4 separate regions of the Mus musculus genome follow, and regions 1, 2 and 3 are each linked to region 4. A link is a loop called in an ENCODE intact Hi-C map of the cell type or tissue named here. Cell type or tissue: left cerebral cortex. All regions are shown on one strand.

Region 1 (5,000 bases), 72 kb before region 4:
GCATCCGTACCCACGTTTGCAGTCCCAGCTTTCGCCTCTTCATGTGGTTTCCATGACTGAACACCATGAAAATCAATGGTTACTTTCATCAACGGCTTGTTGACGCTAGAGTTCCTTCTTGCTGTTGTAAAAACGTGTCAAGTTTTCACTCTTAAAAACAATTTTATGTCAAATTCGTTTTCAGAATAAATTAAGGCCCAAGTTAAAAGAGGAAATGAATTCTTGTTTTTAATTACATTAACATGGAGACATTCCCTATTTTAATTTTTATGGAAGCATTTTATAAATACCAAAACAGACCCAATTATTATCTTCATGTTTATATAGTCTATATTTCATCATTCAGGGACAGTCCATATTTTATAAACAAAGTCATTATTTGCTAGTGAACAAACAGGTAATTGTGATATATGCTTCAAAAATCACCTCTCTAAAAGGTCACCTACAGGTCATTTCAGGGAAAATGAATTTTTAACATTGATGAAATGCTTGAGACTTGAATCCAGGACCATGCAACAGCAGCATCGAAGGCTATAGTTTTAATTAATTAATCACATTCTTTTACTGTAGTTTTAATTAATGAATGAATGGTATTCTTTACTATATTCAAGAGGCTCAACTACAGTGGCAAGAGATTATTTTGTTTGATTTCAGTGAATCTGACTTAAAAAAAATGTTTTATTAGTTCTTCAATCATACTTTACTACCCTCAATTCTTCTGAGATCTGCCCTGTTTCTCCATTCACCCAACTATGTGCCTTTTGGCTTTTATTTTTTTAACATCAAGTTATTCTTGGATGTGTGATCTTCTGCTGGAGCAGTGTGGTTGTCTTACCAGGGGTTATATTCTTGGAGAAACCTGAGTGCCAATAGCTTCTTGGCTAGGGGTGGGATTTCAGGCCCACGTGGACTGGCAGAGGTCTTGTGTGTGACGTCACAACCTTGGTGAGTCCAATGTGCAGCTGCCCCAATGTTTCCCTGTAGCGTCCGTGCCTCTGGCTCTTACACTCTTTCCGGCCTCTCTTCCTCAATGACCCCTGAGCCTTAGGAAAGGGGACTATGGTATATATATTAACTTGAGGGCTGAATATTCTGCAGTGTCTTATTTTCTGTGCCTTTGGCCAGTAGTTGTGGCCAAATATATATTAATCTGCTCTGTAACCTAAAACGTCATGTCCCTCATATTTGGTCTGCCTGTGTGGTCTATTAGAGGTTGTTCAAACAACATAATACAGCTACCTACATAACTGTAGTTGAGTGACTGATTAAAGATCCAGAGCTACACACACTTCATTACTACCAGCTGTAACCAAATGTTCTTTCTCTCTCGCTTTCTGCAGTACAACGGAGCAGAGCTAGCCCATTGGGTCCCATGGTCAACGTGTCTTATTGAAGAGACTTTATAGTCATAGACAATTTTTGTTTCTTTTTCAGTCAGTTTTCAGAAACAAAAATCTACATTTACTTTTCTAACCAAGTCACACATTGAACAACCCCAAGTAAACTATATATATATATATATATATATATATATATATATTCTTGTTTTACAATCATTCTCCAGTTATGAAGACTATATTTTAAACTTATTTTTCCACGATTAAAGCTCACCAATTCATAGGAAATGATTTGCTAAAACAGGATCTGACAAGCTAGAGCTCACTTTTAAGAAGCAGTGCTGAGGCAAAAAGCTTGTTGCACAGGTGCCCTGAGGATGCCCTGAGGCCCGGTGCTGAGCTGCAGCAAGAGAGGCAGTTGGCTTTGCAAAGAGCTAGCAAATACCCAACTGTTGGGCTTCAGTCTCAAGGATAAGGGCAGGGAGACATAAAGCGTGGGCCATTTCTCCCTTAGCACCTCAGCCACAAGAACCACAGTCTAAAAAATCCTAACAGAACCCCTACCCTACCTCTGCTAACTGGTACTGGTAACTCAGTGGCTGACAGTCAGTGGGAGACTTGGGCAGGTTGGTCTTCAGGAAGGGAAATTCTAACAAAAGCAGACTCTGAAAGAAACTGTAAAGAGACCTGGGGTTAGCCCCACCTCTGTCACTTCCACGGCTTGGCTTCCAGCGTGACCTCTTTCTGGTTTTGCTCATCAGCAAACTGGGGACAGTTTTAGAGTTAGACATGGTGCTGTGTAGTTGGCAAGGGTGTTCTCTCTTGCCTTCCTCCCCCTCCCAGGGAACTCTTTGTTCTGTGTGGTTTGTGTCGACTTCCCAGACCTCAAAAGCTGACAACCCCTCAACAAAAGGCCTACCCTGGACTCGGCCACTTTGATTGGCGGCAGTTCTACGACACTCTTGTCTCTGTCATTTAACTGCATGACAAGAGCGGTTTTTTTGTTTGTCTGTTTGTTTGTTTTGTTTTTTTCCCCAAATTCTGAGAACACTAGCTGGCCTGGGAGGCCCCTTTCTTATTAACCAAAATAAAAACAAATTGCCACTAGATGGCACTGCTTGTTGTTGGTCAGAGACAAGGAACTCCTTTCTGTTCTGGGCAGGGAGGGGCCAATTTCACACATTACATCAAGATCTGAGAATCAAACAGACCCCACCTAGGAGCTGGGGAAATTACCTCCACAGGTTGTCTTTATCCAGAGGTGATTTTAAAGGAATATATTGTGTTTGGATGTCAATGTTCAAAGGCTCCAAGGCAGAAAATTCCATTTCAAAAGAAAGTGTGATTAATGAAGCCACATAAATCCTGCCGAGCCGGAGCCATGGCAGGGATCACACCACACAAATCAGACAGCTGGGAGCCTCTCTCACTTTCTCCTGTTCCCATTTCTACGTCGTCACTGCATCCCTTGCTTCCTCTTTTCTTCTTTGTCATTTTGTGAACACACGGATCACCAAATCCAAAACAGGAGGGATTTTGACCGGAACTCATGGCTGCAGCTGCCTTCAAGCTGGGGCCTGGTCATTTGTGCTTTCTGCTTTTCCCAAGAATTCCAAAGGCCGACAGAGGCAGTAACAACCACAGCCTCACTAACTGCCTGCCAAACCTGAGGCAAGTCTGGATCTTTACATAGCCCACTCTTACACAGAGACAAGACTGAACTGAAGGATACTGTAGCTCTATACTAGAAGGGTTTTAGATGAGGTCTTGGGGTATTTTAGTGTACCTCACTAGGAACTTTACCCCCAAATTTCCTTGAGACAATGATGTTTCTGCCTCTTCAGAATCCTGTGCTTTTATAGCTGCTACCTGTGGCCCATGCTCTCTCAGATTTTTCCATCCAGGTACACAGCCTTCTCTCTCTCTCTCTCTCTCTCTCTCTCTCTCTCTCTCACACACACACACACACACACACACACACACACATAGTTCACACATTTCTGCCTTACTTGCTGTACTTAGAGTCCCCTCAGTGCACTAGAGTCATAGTCTCCTCTAGTCTTTGGCATCTGCTTCCAAGAATGAATCCAGTTCCCAGAGTGACCGTGACAGAAGGTTACCATGCTATCTAGAGTAAGGGCCATGGTCAGTCTAGTTGTCAAACATTCGAGCCCTAGGGCAGATGCTCTATTTAAACAACAAGTTACTTGATGGGTGCCCATCATAGACAAATACCTTGGTCTCGTCTCACCTCTCTTTGTCTACATACATGATATGACTGGCAAATATACCCTACGGAAGGGATGTGTAGACAACCTGAGCAAGTAAAGCAACCGTACAGAGGGCAGAGTGAATGCAAACACTCACTATGCTCACTACGATCCTCGGTACTACAACTTGGTTTTTAAGTTTTTAAATTCTTGTGTGTGTCACTGGTGTGTCTGCCTGGGTACTTGCACCGTGGTGTGGCTATGGAAGTCAGAGCACTTTGTGGAGTCAGTCCTCTCTTTCCACCTTTATGTGGGTTCCGGAGGTCAAACCACATTGTTAGGCTTGCTCAGCAAGTACCTATAGTTGTTGGCCTTCTCAATGGCTTATAATTATTATAATTATCACCATTACAATATGCTAGGCACAATGGCAGCTCAAGAGGCTAGAAGACTAAACAAAATGGGTAATATCTTTGCCTTAACGGAAGAGACAAAATTCATCTGACAAATTCAGTAAAAGAGTATAAAAAAAAAACAAGCAAGTCACAAAAATGATAAACATATGAACAACCATTTAACCCCATTTGGAAACCTAGAGCAATCTTCCTTTTATGACCAAGAGCCCAAAAGACTGAAAAGTAGTCTTCACAGAGATAACTGCTGCATACCACATGCTCTGGCTCTTGTGTGAAAGGCAAAAAGGAAAGAGACTTGGTCCCCTCTTGCAGTCTCAGCTTGGCTCTGATGCGGGGCGACCTGAAGGAATCTCGGCATCCGTGTGCAGCGTGGGGAACTTGCATCTTCAGGAGCATCTTCATGTCTGCGGGTGCCTTTGAGTGCCTGTGAAATGGCAGAGGCACATACCGAATAGCAACTTCCCTTCTTTTCTCTGAGAAAGGGTTTCTGTGTTGCCCTGGCTGCCCTGGAACCTGCTTTGCAGACCAGGCTGGCCTTGACTCATAGAGCTCCACCTCTCATGTGCTGGGTTTAAAGGCCTGTGCCACCATGCCTGGCTCCCCCTTTTTTTCCTGCTTTTAAGTAAAAATGTATTTGGTTTGATCCATACACTCCGTACACACTGTAGACAGCATCATTATAATATAATAATAAAGACAGGGCTTTCAGTGAGCTTAATGTCCATAGGAGAAATTAGGCATGCAAATAGATTGCTATAATCCAACAAACTATTGTAGGTGTAGGAAAGGCCTTGGGAGAATGCAGGACCCATGGCCTATAGAGAGACTCTACTGTTAGAAGGGACAAGCCCGCAGGATGAATTGAGAGGAGAATCTGTGGCAAGATTGCAAACACTCTCAAGCTATGAACAGGAAGCTGTTTTCCCTTTAAGCCAAGTTTACACTTTCCCCAAGTCACAGTTCAGGAGGAGTTGGAACTGCTCAAAGACTGGACCACTCCTGTCTAGTCAATCAACTTCATCTTTGAAGCATTTACC
Region 2 (5,000 bases), 250 kb after region 4:
TAATATTTGCATGATAAGCTAGTTTTCTTGGTTAGTATTCTTGTTGTTTACGCATGGAGTCACTATTCCTGGTTATCTCAACAACGAAGGCTAGGAGGCGGCGTCAGAGGTGCTGGGGACAGAGCCATGAGCCAGCCATTTTATAAGCACTCTGATTTCTAAAAGTTAAAATTATATATATATATATATATATATATAAAAGAATCTCTGTAGCCTTTAGTTATCCGTACAGATTTATTAAATTTTGGCCCTTAACCCAGCCTTTTCCAGTGTGTAACCCAGTTTGAAATCTTAAAAAGGAAAAAAAAAAAAAAAGAGAAAAAAGAAAAATAGGGAAAAAAAAAACAGTTTGAACTCAAAGGCTCTATGGAAGAAATGCCTCTATGTGGGTAAAGGGTTACCTCTGCATGCAACAGTAAAAAGTAATATAATGTTTTCCCCACAAAAGAAACACTTAACAGAGGCAAGTGCAATTTATAAATTTATATCTAAAGGGGAATCATGATTATAAGTCCTTCAGCCCTTGGACTCTAAATTGAGGGGATTAAAAAGAATTTAAAATAATTTTGAGCGAATTTATTTTCCCCTCAGTTTTTGAGGGCATTTAAAATAAGGCATTAAATCAAGACAAATCATGTGCTTGAACAGAAAAAAAATAAAAAATAAAAAAAATATTGAAAACACAGCACTTAGGTTGGCTTAGCTGCAGCCTCCTCAGAGGTCAGATTATTTATTTAAAATTACTGGTTGCATCAAGAACCCATAGGGTGTACAAACGGTTCTATACAATCTGCATCGTAGAGACAAAGAGGCAGGGAAATCCATGTCACAAGGGTAAAGCTCCCCGTGTACAGGCTGGGAATGCCAGGTAGGCTAGGAAAACCCGCTCGCTCTTCAGAGAAGTGCCATCAGGGTGCTGGGAACATGCATGGTGCTTTCGGACATTAGCCTTGTTCAACACATTTCTCGTATTGACAGATCTATAGTGTGCATGGGCAGACACATGCTGCCTCTGTGTCTCTTAAAATTTTAATTAAAAGTACTCTTTCCAGTAATCCTAATTTGCACGAAGATATAATGTCCACATTACGTGCCTTGCCTTGAAATCTAAAAAAAAAAAACAAAAGACAAAAAAAAACCACAAAAGTGACATCACTACACTTGTTTTGCTGCATTTATTATCGTTTTAAATCTTTACCATTTTTATGACAAAATATTTTGTACTCCAGACGAAGAAAAATGTGTGACATCATGGATTTTTTAGACAGTTACACCTTTATCTCACATTTATAAAGCATATCATGGCTGTGTATAGTTGCCGCTTAAAAATTGTAATCGACCAGCAATATTTTCAGTATTTTTGGTGTTTTTTCTATTAACCTTTCATGTTTTTCATCTTCCAATTAATATTTGGGGGGGAGGGGTTTCAAATTTATACGAATTATGCAATACCAAGTTTTGCCTATGTAGGTAGTGCTTTTAGCTGTATTGGTTATTATAGGTAAGTACACAGATTTAAAAAAGAAATAATGTATGCTTTTTTTGTTTGTTTGTTTATTTGTTTGTTTGTTTTAATTGACCAAAGTGGGTACTGCTATTTTTGCAGTGTGATGAGGTCCTTTTGTGTACTGAGAGATGGACAGGGGATTTTTTTTAATATACATATATAAATATATATATATTCAGGGGTGGGTGGGAGGATTTTTAACCCTTTACAGTGTAGCAGTGAAGCACTGCACCCTGAGATGGGCCTGGGCTGCAAAGCAACTGTTCTGCCTACTGTGACAAACTTCAACTTAAACAGGTTTCCCTCCCTCCACCCCTCCCCGTACTTTCCCACCTGGAGTGCAAGCTGAACTCCTTTCTGGTTTCCAAGCTAAGAAACCAGGAAGAAAAAGCAAGCACAGCAAAAGCCTCCTAGAGGCCAACTTAGAGGAACTGCCCTGTCTTATTTTAGTTGTTATTGATAGTTTTTTGTTTCTTTTTTTTTTTTTTTCCTGAAAGTTCCTGAAACCACAGTGGAAAGTGAGCCTGTCTCATATTTGGCAAAGACATTTCTTGAAGTGCCCACATAGCAGATGTTGGCTGTTTCACACTTTTGAGTTTAACACAGGAATAAGCTTTCTTCTACCAAACACATTCCCCCATCTGGAGGGAGAGCTCCCCTAGTCCCTCCCCGCCCTCTGTCATTTTGTTAATGACAGGATAGGCTGCTCCTGTGACTTACTACTTCAAAATGAATGGTGTTGCACCTAGGATCTTCTTCTTTGACATCCAGAAGGTTGACTAGAGAGAGGGTTGCTCTTCTTGGATGTATTTGGACTGATAGAGTAAAATCAAAGTTCAGTTTTTAAGGAACAAGAATAAATCAATCCTCTTATTTTACCTGCCCTTGTAAACTGGAAAGTGGAGCAGAGGGAAATATAGAATTTTAAGCAACCAATTTTTCTGTGGATGAATTAAGTGTGTTTGATAATGATGGTGGGGGTTGATTTGAACGGGTGGTACTTCAAGTATATATTTGAGTTAATTTCCCCTGAGGACTACAGGTGAATAGAGACCAATTTTATTTTGTCTTTTCCCCATCCCCCACCTGGTCCTATTGAGTGTATCCATTGCTCCAAGGAGATCTTTAGGAATTAGTGACATACGCAGTCGGCTGTAAAGAAGCTCTCTTGACCCCACCCCCAGCCCCACCCCAGGCCCTGCCCTAGTAAATAAACTGTCAAGTGTATGCATAGCAGATCATTTAATAGTGAGTTCATGAGAACGATGCTCAGAAGCCCGGGAATTAAATCTGACTAGTCCATTCATGACCACATGCTGGTTAGCACAGTGGGATTCTAGGATGCAGGTTCTAAGAAAGGCCAGCCTTGTCTGTTACTTGCTTTGCAGATAACACATCCTCTCAGCCAAGCTCATAGTGTCTTTCTGACCTATTTGCTGAAGAGTGCAACCCTACAGGACACAGTATTCTTTCCAGGCAGTCCCCTCTCCTTGTCACCCGTGAATGAACAATTGTTGCTAAAGTACATGGCACACTGTGGGCATCCCTGCCTGCCTCTTGGGTACAGAGGCCTAGGGCAACTGTTCCTTTTTTTTTTTTTTTTTTAACCTAGTTCAATGTTTCTTCTTTTCTTTGAGATAAACTTATTAAAAAAGCACTACTATAGAAAATCTCGAATCCACGTTTAGCCTTCTATTTTTTTTTAAAACCAGGAAGTATATTCTGACGAAGGGCCCCACTTTTGCAGGTCTTGCACGCCCCTTCCTTACCCAGACTGCAGAGCTTCAGGATGGTGAAGGTCACCCAAGGGCATCTGTTAGGAGGTGGTGTCTCCCACCACCAGCTCATGGCACTGTCCAACCTTTGTTGTATTGCTTTGCAGCCCACCACTCACAGTGCCTCTAAAGTGTGTGTTTCCCGAAGTGACGTGAGCAGTCGAGACTTGCCTAAGGGGGGAAAAAAAACCTGAGAGGCAGTGAAGGAGACTGTACATAAAGACATGGCAAAACCTTAAGTATAGCAATATAGTTATCGGGTAATTTTCGGGTGGGCAGCTCCATTATAAAGTATGTGAATGAGTCTGTGAAGCTGCGAGGAGAGAGAAGAGCTTGGCCTTCTTAATGAACCGCCTACCTTGTAGACAGTAATTTGTACACTGTATAGTTTTGTTAAGAATTTTTTTTTAAATTAAAATTCCCATGTTTGTAAAGCTAACTTTTTAACAATTATAATGGAACTATATGTTGTTTCCATTTTTAAAGTAAACAAGAATATTCCTTGTTTAGAGACTGGACTCGAGTTAAAACTCTCCAGGCTCTTAAGTTATGTATTAAAAAAAAAAAATCTGTCCATGTTAGGAGATATTTCACAGGTTCTTGTGCTTGAAAAGCATAGGACGCTAATCCTTAAAAAAAAGTGTAAATGGAGAAAAGTTATATTTTATGAAGGTTATTTTGTTGTATTTAGTATTGGAAGAGTTGGTTTTCAGAGCATTTCAGAATGTTGGAAGCACCGCTGTCCTTTTGTTAGTATATAAGGCCTTTTAGCAAAGGTTTTCTCCTTTTTTTTCCTTTTTATTTTGTGATTATTCCATGATGGTATTTAAGGATAAGTTTCACAGAGCATTCAGGATAGGCAGAAAAAATAATAGTGCGATGTCTCACATAACGTGTCCTCAGGGAGCAGAATCCGGATTTGTGACTTGTAGCTTCAAAAGGACTCAAGGGCAGAGACTGCACGGGAACACCTTGAGCAGCGAAGCAGGGCATGTTCTCTACCTAGACGCAGATTCTATGTACCGTGTGAAACGATGAAGGCTGCAGAAAGTTACCCCCTATCAGTGAACAGTATTCCTTCTCCATGAAACAACGCTACAGTCTTGCTGGCAGATAGGCCCCAAGCATGGCATTCAATATCGCTTACATGTTCCTGTCAAGGTCTTTTGTTCACATTAACCAGCTGCATGCTTCCTGGACTTTAAAAATTGGGGTTTCTATATTTAAAAAACAAAACATATGTGCAGGCTATTCAAGTTCAATAGTAAAAACTCAAAATTGAATGTTCTACTCCATGCTGAAGGAGCTGAAAACTGCCTTCTTCATGTTTTGCACTTTCTAGTAGTTGCCCTGTCTTTTCTAATTCCTGGAAATTGTGTGGGTGGAGTGGATCCCTGCACTGGGGGGAATAACATGGACCACTGATTTTGCCCTTTGACCCTGCACAATGACCTTTGCATCAGCCAAACTCATTGCCATGACAACTCTTTGTACTGTGTCGTGCCACAGATCTGTTGGTCACATTGTTAATAGTAAAGGGGACAAGTTGGAGACGGTCAATTTTTACATTTTTTTTTGTTGCAATTTTTCTTCAATGGTTGTAAGTAGTTTTGTTTTTTTTTTTTAATGATAAAAGGGTTCAGTAGTTAATACTCTTTAGAAATATCTGTGTGTTGCAATTCAAATGTATGTTGAGATTGTGAAAGCGCTTCAGTGGC
Region 3 (5,000 bases), 720 kb after region 4:
AGTTAATGTCTCGAGTAAGCATCACTGGAACCCCGCACCATGAACCAGTAGGCTGGAGTCCAGTATGGATCTAGTTGTCTAAGGTATTTACATTCTTCTTTTTCCCTTCCTTTGCTAAAGTTGAGTTTCACTATTAAAAGATCCTAGGGTTTGATTGCAGTCAACTGCTATTCTTTGCCAGCCACTCTTGGCAAAACCAGGTCTTTCAGAAACACACATCCTGCTTTGAATGCATTGAATCAGGACTCAGATAACCATGTGTTGAAGGGTGATGCCTGTCATTAACACTACAAATACCAGACCAGGCCTGCCACTAAGAGAGGGAAGGGAGAGAGGGAAAGAAAGGGAGGGGAGGGGGAGTGAGAGGGAGAGGGGGAGGGAGGGGGAGGACATTCTTTGAGAGCCCCCATCACAAACTATTTTAATGAACTGAGCTGGAGTTATTGCCTTTTAACTTAACATGGAAATTTACTTACAAAGATCTAGCAAATAGCCAGATCCCCAATTCTTAAGTGAGCTTTCTTCACACAAATGTTCTGTCCGGCTAGAACTGGTATCTAAGTCATGGTTGCGCTGTAAGATTCAAAGTATTTCATATTCTATTGTTTGACATTAGATATTTTTTTGTCTTTCCCATTTATTGGTCCACAGGGAGAGAGGTTGTCAGAACAGAACAAGGACAACACGTCTTTAAGTTTGCTTTAAATACCATCTTGCAACATGGCTGATTACATAAATTTGAAACAAATACTATCCTGGAGCATTTTGTAGAGCAGATCCTGTTTGTACATTTAGAAATAAATATGTAAAAATATGTGCCTATGTGCGCTAGATGGTTTCTTTTCACACTATGCAGAATTTGTCCTTTCTACAATATGTATGCTTTGTTTTACAGACAAGACATATGAAGAGGCTATTCAACAACCAAAATAAGAAAATGTCTCTCTCTGTTTTTAGAGCTAGGTAGTGCTCACTTCAGACTCCAAGGGTATCAAATTGGAAGATCCACATTAGAAGAGTCTCAAATTCCTAATTCAACTAACTAAAAGATACAATTACAAATTGTATCCTTCTGTATACATTTCATATAACTTGTAAAATTAAATGTTTATTTTTGTCTTTCCATTTTTATTTGCTAAAGCATATGGTATGATAAAAGGAAAGAACCCACACACACACACACACACACACACACACAGATACAGATACAGATGCATGTGTGTGTGTGTGTGTGTGTGTGTGAGTGTGTGTGTGTGTGTGTGTGTGTGTGTGTGTGTGTGTGTGCGTGCATGCGTATTTGGCCAAGAACTGATTGGGGAGGGATGGGATTTAGCATGTCTCCCACTGAAGGATGGGAAGAGCTGTCTTTAAATCTAATTTTAACATAAATACAAGGAATACCACATTTCAGCGTGTTCCCTACAGAATATCTTCTCTTTAACATTGGATTTTATCTCATCATACACAGCAGCATAAACAAAGACTCTCTGCCTATAGATATTATTTAAGCTACTTAACTAAATCTTTCTTACAAAATTTTCTTTAGTTCTAGGGATATAGAGGTGGCTCAGCAGATAAGAGCACTTGCTACTCTTGTACCAGTTTGGTGATGAACAAACTCACAGTCAGTGTAACTTCTGGTCCATGATATCTTCTAGCCTCTGTGGGCATCCACTGGCGTGTCACTCATAAACACACAGATAAACACAAACAATATATAATTAAAAGCATAAATACATTTTTAGTTCTGTGATAAACCTGTTACTTGAGCTAACAAGAAAGAATAATAACAGGGATGCCATAATCATTTAATATAAATGTGTTCTGCTCAAGCAAATTAATATGAAAAGGTATATGAAAGGATATTTTTAGAGTCATGCAGTAGCATTTTGAAGCAAATGTTTCTGTGATGCGAATCACTAATATAAATCTAAAGTAGTGATAAATGTTTCTATCATTATACTTCATTGAAACTCAAGCTATATTATTTTCTAATCATCATGGCGGTAGAGACAGAGTTTCAGATTTTTCCAAGAAGGCCTTTTTGTATATTATATTATTTGATCTTTATATGACTTAAAAAGTAGCCAGTGCAATCATTTCTTCAGAGCTGTGAATATAATCACGGAAAGCCAGCAGATTGGCTGGTACTACATAATAGTCAGCACCACACCTCTGGCTGATTGGCCAAGAAAACAGTCAGCAGTGCACTCCTACTGCTACTGAAGCTAGAAAGGAGAAACGAAAACTTGCAGAGATTACATCGTCACCTGACTGGCCTGTGTTCTATATCTAACCCCAGTCTTGGACCCTGTCTCTTTGAAATTCTATTCCATGTTCACACACGCTAGGCAGGCACCCTACCACTGACTCACATTCCAAAGGAGAGCATATTGTGACACAGAAACTAACATTATTTATAAACTTCTTAAATTAAATAAGATCTATACTTCAAATTAGAAATCTTTTCCTCGGCGGCTTATAAATAAGAGTACATCTTCCTCCATCTCAATTTAAGAAATAACATGGCCTTTTATAGGAAAGGTGGATACGTTTTCCTCCTCAGTTGAATCACCCTGGAATAAACTTTTGGGGCACTCAGTGTGCAGCCTAATTAATTCCATGCTGTGGAGAAGCAGAGCTCCCTGGGCCTGCTGTTTGCTATCCCTGTACCTCAGAACTGTGTCTGGAACACTTACAGTATCTGCAGTAGATCAACCAGAGGAAATCCAGACAAGCTTCCCAGTATCCAAACAGGAAGCTAAAAACCTCTGTCTCCCTTGGAAACCCTAATAAGCCAAAACTTTCTAGTGGAAATCAACTCAAACACTTCATTCCAACCCACGAGGTTGTTATTGCACATTAACAGTTTAAAACCCGAATTCCTTGAAGTTCAGTTTTAATCATTCTTCAGCATTCATGCAGTCCTGAACATCATGGCTTTGTGTACACCTACTGCTGGTACAACCGTGTGGGTGTTACAGCCTTGTTTCAGCATTTGCTCATCTGATGCAGATCCTAGGACTCCAACATGGTGACATCTTGATTCAGAAAAACCCCATTATAGCAAACTCCAGATAACTGACCTAGGAATTCAGGTTTTGATACTCGGCTCCTGTCAAAGGTTCTACCTCAACTAATTCGTTCCAAAATTAGCTATGCTGAACTCACCCATGCAGCTGACCACAAATTAAGAACAGACGTATTGCTAGCCAACCTGGAGAAAGAAGCTGAGGACCAGAGTTTAGGATGGATGGAAGAGTGCAGGCTTGCAACACAGCTCAACCAATGCCTGCCTTTCTCTGGAAGCAACACTTACTTAGCCTGGGCATATTGTTTTAGGTGTTGTTCAAAAGACAGGTTCACAGTGCTATCTCCGCACACCGTGGCATCTCCAGGAAGCTAGAAATTTCTTTTGCACCTGAACTTTCTTATTAAGACTTTTAGGGTTTTGCATGAAAACCCTTGGGAGCATGAACGCTGCAGAACTTGGCAAAGAAAGAGCAAATGGAACCTAATCACTAACACTGCAAAGTCAGCATCGAACTGTACTTCATTTGGCAATTTGAGTTGTCATGCTTTGAATTACCTCTGTCCATGTTTGGTGTAAAATAAAAGGCAAAATCTCAGCATCTTGGACAAGAATATTCTTTCGAGTACAGAAACTAGGTAGAGACTATCCTGCAACCATGACAGACAGAGTTATATTCTGTTTCTTTTGGCTTAAATTGCAATTTTACTATTAGGAGAGGCTTTAATGAATACCATAGTCTAGTGTGACATAGGGTCCCACATGCTTGTCCTGCCAGCCCTTAGGAAGTAACAGCAAGAGGACCACAAGTTCAAGGCTAACCTGGGCTATGCAGTGAGTTCCAGACTAGACACAACTACATGATAAGACCCTGATTCAAAATCACAGAACCTTAAGAAACCAATGAAAACAGACACTTTTACATCTTTCTCACTGTTGCCTCCAGTATTCATATGATACAATTAAGAGTTAGAGAAACGTGTTGCCAGAATGAACAGAACTTACAACAGGAGACCTTGAACATGGGTTTTCCAGATTTCAAGTTCAATGCCCTGTAGCTTTAGGATATGGTGTGAAAATTGATTATATTAATCCTATCATGCTTATTAAAGAACGAGACTTGTCATTATTTACTCAGTTTGAGGTCAGGACTAAGAATCCTACATAAAGAAGCAATTAGTTTTGAGACTAGGTTCCTAAAGAGAAACATAATCAATTTGATGCCCTGTATTATTGGCATGCCTTGCCTGACTTCCTGACTTTTCTCCATCTTTTTTTCATTTACTGTTCTCCCCAACATTATGAGGGTATAATGGACAAATAAAAATTGTTTGTGTTTCTGATGCATAATGTGATGTGTTGCTAGATGTGTGTTGTGATCTAAAATTAATCAGTTTTCTTCTTGTGTATGCGATAACATTTAAGATCCCTTCATATTTCTGAAATGTTCAATACACTATATTAATTATGTTCACCATGCTATGTGGTCAGTTTCCAAACTATATTCATATGGTTTGAAGCTCTGTACCCATAAACTACATCTGCTCATTTCCCTCTCACTCACTCACTTGCCCTATTCTACTTCTAAAATTCTGTTCTCTTAGGGTGTTGTTTAAGTGAGATTCGACAGCATTTGTCTTTCAGGGTCTGACTCTTTTCTCTTCCCATAATGACCTCTTGTTATAGCCATGGCAGGCTTTCTTTCTTCTTTATCTGAATAGCGTTGCTCCATTCCTTATTAGCCACTTCTCTGCTGATAAACCGGTTGGCTCCTCATCGTGGTTATTGAGAAAGAGATTGCTATGGAAGCAAAGATAGTTTTTCATGTACTGATTCAGTTCTTTTGGCTGCACACACAAAAGTGAAATAGTTGGATTAGATGGGTGTGTCATTGGCAACTTTTTTGAGAATTTCCAGTTTTATTTTTCAGAATGGCTGCACTAATTAACAATCAGGTCAGTGCTATATA
Region 4 (5,000 bases):
AGCTAAACATAACACTTAACCCTTTATCAGCTTGACACACAAACATACCGCTTTTAAGCCAAAGTGTTCCACTCACCCCCAAAGTCTCACTGAGGGTCTGAGGGAAGAGTTCAGTTGACAAAGTACTGCCATGAATGCCTGGGGACCTAATCTGGATTCCCAGTACCTACATAAAGGTCTCCTGTGCTGATGTGTCTTTAATCTTGGTGCTGGGAGTAAGGGGAGAGACGGGAGGATCCCCAGAATCCCCTGGGCAGCCACTGTAGACCATGCATGAGCTCTCTATTTAGTATGAGCCACTGTCTCAAAAATAAGGTGAAGAGAGATTGAGGAAGACGCCTGACCTCTGGCCTGTACATATACATGTGTCTACACACAAACATGGATATGCATACCCTACACACAGAGATTAAAAATTAATCCAATTTTAAAAAAAAGAAACGATAAAATGATACTTGTAAGGTTCTTAGAGCTGAACTCTAAAACAAACAAATAAACAAACAAAAAACCCAAAACCCAAACAATAACAACAACAGCCTGGGCCACATTAGTTCATCTAAAAGAATCATATCTGTGGTTTTCCTTCCATCCCTGGCAAAATTCTGGGTTCTATAAATTCTTTCCCAGTGATTATTAGGGATGGAAAATCTTAATGCAGTTAGAACAAAAAATTCAATGCAATATCCCAAGGTCACTGTAGCCCCCAGCCATGTTTTATTTGGGCTCCCATAATCTTAATATACACATCACTTGCATTTCATATCATTTGTCACTAGACTAGTTCCATGATGTCCAGAGGCCTAGTCACATATGAAAAGACAAGATCCCTGTTGGAAATTAAGAATTTGAAGCTGGAGAGAGCAGCACATCAAGACAAACATGGACCGCTTCTAAGTCATGGATCTTGTGTGACTGCTTATGTTGCACACCCATAAAGCCAGCTCTCGTGCCAAAATTTAAAAATAAAAGACTCTCACACTGGAAAATCTGTTGACATGGGATCTGTATCTCCAAATGGATGCACATAATTGGCTCCTGCCACATACCAACTTGCTTTAGTTTGATGGAACTGCCACAATCAAATGCCACAAAATCTAGCAGTTTAAACAAAGGCAATCACCTCACAGTTGGAGTCTCACATCTGAGACCAAGGTTATCAGCAGGGTTGAGGATCTTTCCTTGGTTTATATCGGGCCTCTGATCCTTGCATCTGGTTCCTTGTCCTTGTATCTTTATATGGTCTCGCTCTATACACATTTCTGTCAACCTTTCATCTGTTCCAGGCCAGTTACCCTAGATTAAGGCTTACCTCACTGAGACACAATTATGTCTCTAAAGAACCTGTCACGTGGGCCTGATGACATGGCTCAGCAGGTGCTTGTTGCCAAAACTGATCATCAAAACTGATCATCGTCTAAATTTGATCCCTGGAACCCAAAAAGTGGAAGGCCAACTCCTACAAGTTGTCCTCTGGCCTCCATAAGTGCATACACACAACAAATAAACAAGTAATCAATGAACGGAGTTTTTAAAAAAATGAACCTATCTCCAAATACAACCACACTCTGAGGTACAAGGGATTAGAACGGTAAGGTGAATTTTGGAAGCACGCATTTTAGCCCATAACACAGTTGTTTCCTTTAATGGGGGACACAGTACTCCAAGTCACTGCCATTAGCCACCTGGTAAAGCCTTCTCACCCAGAGTCTTCCCTTTGTGAGGCAGGAGTCAGTTACACAAAGCATCTCATCTGCATGCTTTGTGTAACATTCTTTTTCCTGGCTTACCTCTCTCAGAGGGAGACCGGCTCCTCCAGACCCCATCTCATACGGGACAACAACTGCACCCTTTCTCTTCATAGCTACAGAACTAAGGCTGCTGCTCAAGTATTCTTTACGGGGCAATCATGAGATCCCTAGTAGTGATGATAATAATAATAAACTGTGCCCATTGCACAGAGATAACAGTTGAAAGGCAGTGCAGAAGGAAGGGGCCGCCTGGAGGCATAACCGACTGCTCACGTCAGAGACAAGACATACAGGTTTGAGGAGTGGAAAACTCTCAGTGGCGCCATAATTCTTCCCCGGGGCTGATCACCTGACTAGATGAGGAATAGCTGTAATTGTTGATGGCAACTCAGTCTGGTCTTCATACCTATTTGCAGAAAAATGTTAGCCAGATTATAGCTGAAAACCCTGCTAATTCTGGAGAAGTTTTTGGTCTAGTGCCTAGAACAATTAAAGCATGTATTCACACCTACCACATGCGACACTGAGCAGAATTTCCAGCACAACACTTAGTACTTTATTTTTAAAAGAAATAGCAGAGACTGAGTGGTGCTCGCTCACTCTCCAGCTTCCTAGCTGGGTTTTCACTTGAGACTGGAGGGTGAGGGGCTTCTGAGCTGAAAAGAGATATATTTTTTGCGCTTTTAGAAAATCTTTGCTCAGAATCAGGAAACTTTGGATGCTAAAATGTGCCTGCACCTGCAAAGAAATTAACAAATTCCATTTGCAGGGCTCCGAGAAAAGATGGCTCAGTGTACCAGTTATTCAACCCTGGAGCTTAAGGGAGCCCTTGAACATCTTATTCAAAACTCTTTACTTTTAAGAGAAGGAATAAGGGGTTCTGAAATTTTAAATGGTTCCCCTCAAACCAGATCATCACCCACAAGGCAGAATTATTGTTTGCAGACCAACCAAAAGGGTTTGCTTTTAAACAAGCTTTGTCCTGCTAGCCTAAATTTTATGCAAAGAAAACCAAATAAAATACAGTAGCCCGCATGCAGCACACAGCTCTCTCTAGAGCAGTCTCTACTTGGACTGCAGAATTGAGAAAGGAAGGTCAAATTCCACTCCAAGGTGCTTAGCAAACAAAAGAAACTTTTCTGTGGTTGGTTTAGGAAGCTCCTGGCTGCTGGTCTCCACACAGCTCTCTGGAATCCGATATGAATCTAACACCAGAGGGCGCAGTATCCTTTGTCCTGGTGTCCTTCAGAGCCTTGAGACAGGCTCTGAAGCCTTGCTGGTCTTAAGAAACTCGATTTTCCTCTACTTACACATTTCTTGGAACCAGCTGAATCCCCAGGCTTCTTCATCTCATCTCCTTCCTTCCTAGAGGCCACCAGATTCTCCAAACAGTCTTGTGTGCATGCTGCAGGCTTTAGCAGGAAGGACTAGCGGCCTTCCCATGGCTGTGTCTCTGCTAAGCCTAGGAGACCCTACCAGTGGCCTATTGTCACTTCTCATCATGATCCAAAAGAAAGATGCAAAGCAAAAAAAATTTTTAAATCAGGACAAAATGAGCATCACGTGAGAAAAGGCACATATTCATTCTTTCTACTCACAAAAGAAACGTAATAAATGAAAGAATTGTTCCTGGGAAACTGTTACCCTCTTACAGGCATGTGTCCCCAACAGTCTGTGACTAGCTTTTGGTAGTAAATACTTACCAAAGGGACAGGCCTAAGCATCTGGGGGGTGGGGGACACACCTCTGCTACTCTCGGTCACCCACTCAATACAGTGTACCTATATCTCTCTGTGCCCTAACCAACTTCAGCAGGAAGAAATCTACTCCACACATGCTAACGTCTTCCCATATGAGATACCCTGCACTCCTGTTCCCACAGATAAATGAGCATCTCCTGTAACCACCAACCACCAAAAGCACAGCCTTCTGCAAAGTCCCCAAATTTGCTGTATGTGGCAGCTCAACCTTTAACCTCAGCACTCAGGAGGCAGAGACAAGCAGATCTCTGTGAGTCTGAGCCCAGTCTGGTCTGAATAGCCAGTTCTAAGAGAGAGACAGCTCCCCCTAAAACAAAAACAAAAACACAATTTTCCATTGTTCCATCTGCATAGAGGATCCTAAAGACATCTTAGAAAAAAAGCAATTACATTTATAGAAAGAGGATTTAAATTTGCACAGCCCCTTTTCTTATCTCTCATTGAAGTCTCCCAACAACTCTAAGAGATAGTCAAGGAAAGCCATAGCTTAATGGGCATTCCCCAGCCCTGGCTACCACAGGATGGAGGCAGCCTTAGGGTCTTGGTCATGAAGCTTGGAGAGGAACAGTTTATACAATTACAAGGCCTAGGACGTATACAATTATTACAGATAATTAATATGGTCTCAGTGTCTGAAAACATGTAGCAATTTTGGCTCCTGAACAGGACAGAAAGAAAAAAAGAAAGAAAGAAAACAAAAAGCTGCTATCAACTCTCGTCTTGTAACTTTTTTGATCACAATGTTTCACTCACAAATTTCACATACATCTTATTAGTTCACAGAGAGCAATGGGAAGGGCTGAGCCTGGAGACAGGCAGCCATGTTGTGTTTACTTGAGAGCATTTCTCTTCGACTCATAGAAAGATGATAGCATTTGTCAGGTATATACTCGGCCACTGAGATGAAAACTATAGGTGGTATTTTGGGAGGAAGAGTGAAGCTGAAGGCTTTCACTTTCAGTTTATGTTTTTATATTACTTGAAGAAATTTGATTTATGCCTGTCTTCCTATTATATCTTTTACATTTTGCTGGGGCTAATGAGACTCGTCAGAGCTGCTAGGAAGATGACTTATGTAACATGTCTAGATGGCACGTGCTCTGGCACACAGTTGATACCCACTAAACAGTAGCTCATTGTCAGCTTCTGTACCTCCTTCAAATTGAGCAAATGAACTCCAAACTCAAGATGTTCTGAGGCTGCTCCAGGCCCTGCTCTCAGCTCCTCCCACATCCTTGGGTCAAATCTGCCCCCTACCCCTCCCCCCCACCCCCACCCCCCCCCGTGCCTCAGTTTCTTCAAAATGACAATACAGAGTTGGGTTTAGAAAACTGTGCGGAAGCCAAGATGATCTGTTCCTCACCCAAAATTTCCTGAGATGCTGTCTACAATTTAGCCACACTTTGCAGGAGGATTGCCTCTCAAGCTTGGGCTTAGCAGATAGAATGCTTCCTAGGAGAAACTGCCCTGCAGGCTGTGCCGAGAGGGGCCA

Evidence for each region. Peaks named below come from ENCODE experiments on the same cell type or tissue, not always from the same donor. Only the 100,000 strongest peaks of a DNase experiment are listed, where the experiment ranks them.
Region 1: a loop joins it to region 4, with 2.9 times the contacts of the local background. A loop is called at or near these places in 3 of 42 quality-filtered maps.
Region 2: a loop joins it to region 4, with 7 times the contacts of the local background. A loop is called at or near these places in 3 of 42 quality-filtered maps.
Region 3: it touches region 4 in a loop (2.8-fold over the local background); 2 of 42 quality-filtered maps call a loop at or near these places.

The regions. Positions count from the first base shown.
Region 1 is chr4:82,611,820-82,616,819 of GRCm38, reverse strand. No RefSeq gene overlaps it. Among named protein-coding and RNA genes, the nearest start is that of n-THgtg10, 5.4 kb to the left of the region's middle. In left cerebral cortex, CTCF peaks have their summits at 2,240 and 2,445 (motif pointing right); a DNase peak (open chromatin) is centred at 2,503; H3K4me3 peaks cover 393 bases; H3K27ac peaks cover 247 bases.
Region 2 is chr4:82,291,377-82,296,376 of GRCm38, reverse strand. It overlaps Nfib (nuclear factor I/B), which reads left to right. Exons shown (of 12, transcript NM_001113209.2): 12 at 1-5,000. Among named protein-coding and RNA genes, the nearest start is that of Nfib, 210 kb to the left of the region's middle. In left cerebral cortex, a CTCF peak has its summit at 1,932; a DNase peak (open chromatin) is centred at 2,107; H3K27ac peaks cover 74 bases.
Region 3 is chr4:81,821,466-81,826,465 of GRCm38, reverse strand. No RefSeq gene overlaps it. Among named protein-coding and RNA genes, the nearest start is that of Gm11412, 80 kb to the right of the region's middle. In left cerebral cortex, no CTCF peak of the experiment used is centred here; DNase peaks (open chromatin) are centred at 786 and 2,925.
Region 4 is chr4:82,540,281-82,545,280 of GRCm38, reverse strand. All of the region lies in intron 1 of Gm11266 (predicted gene 11266), which reads right to left. Among named protein-coding and RNA genes, the nearest start is that of Gm11266, 35 kb to the right of the region's middle. In left cerebral cortex, a CTCF peak has its summit at 2,948 (motif pointing right); DNase peaks (open chromatin) are centred at 2,214, 2,957, 3,585 and 4,562; H3K27ac peaks cover 2,434 bases.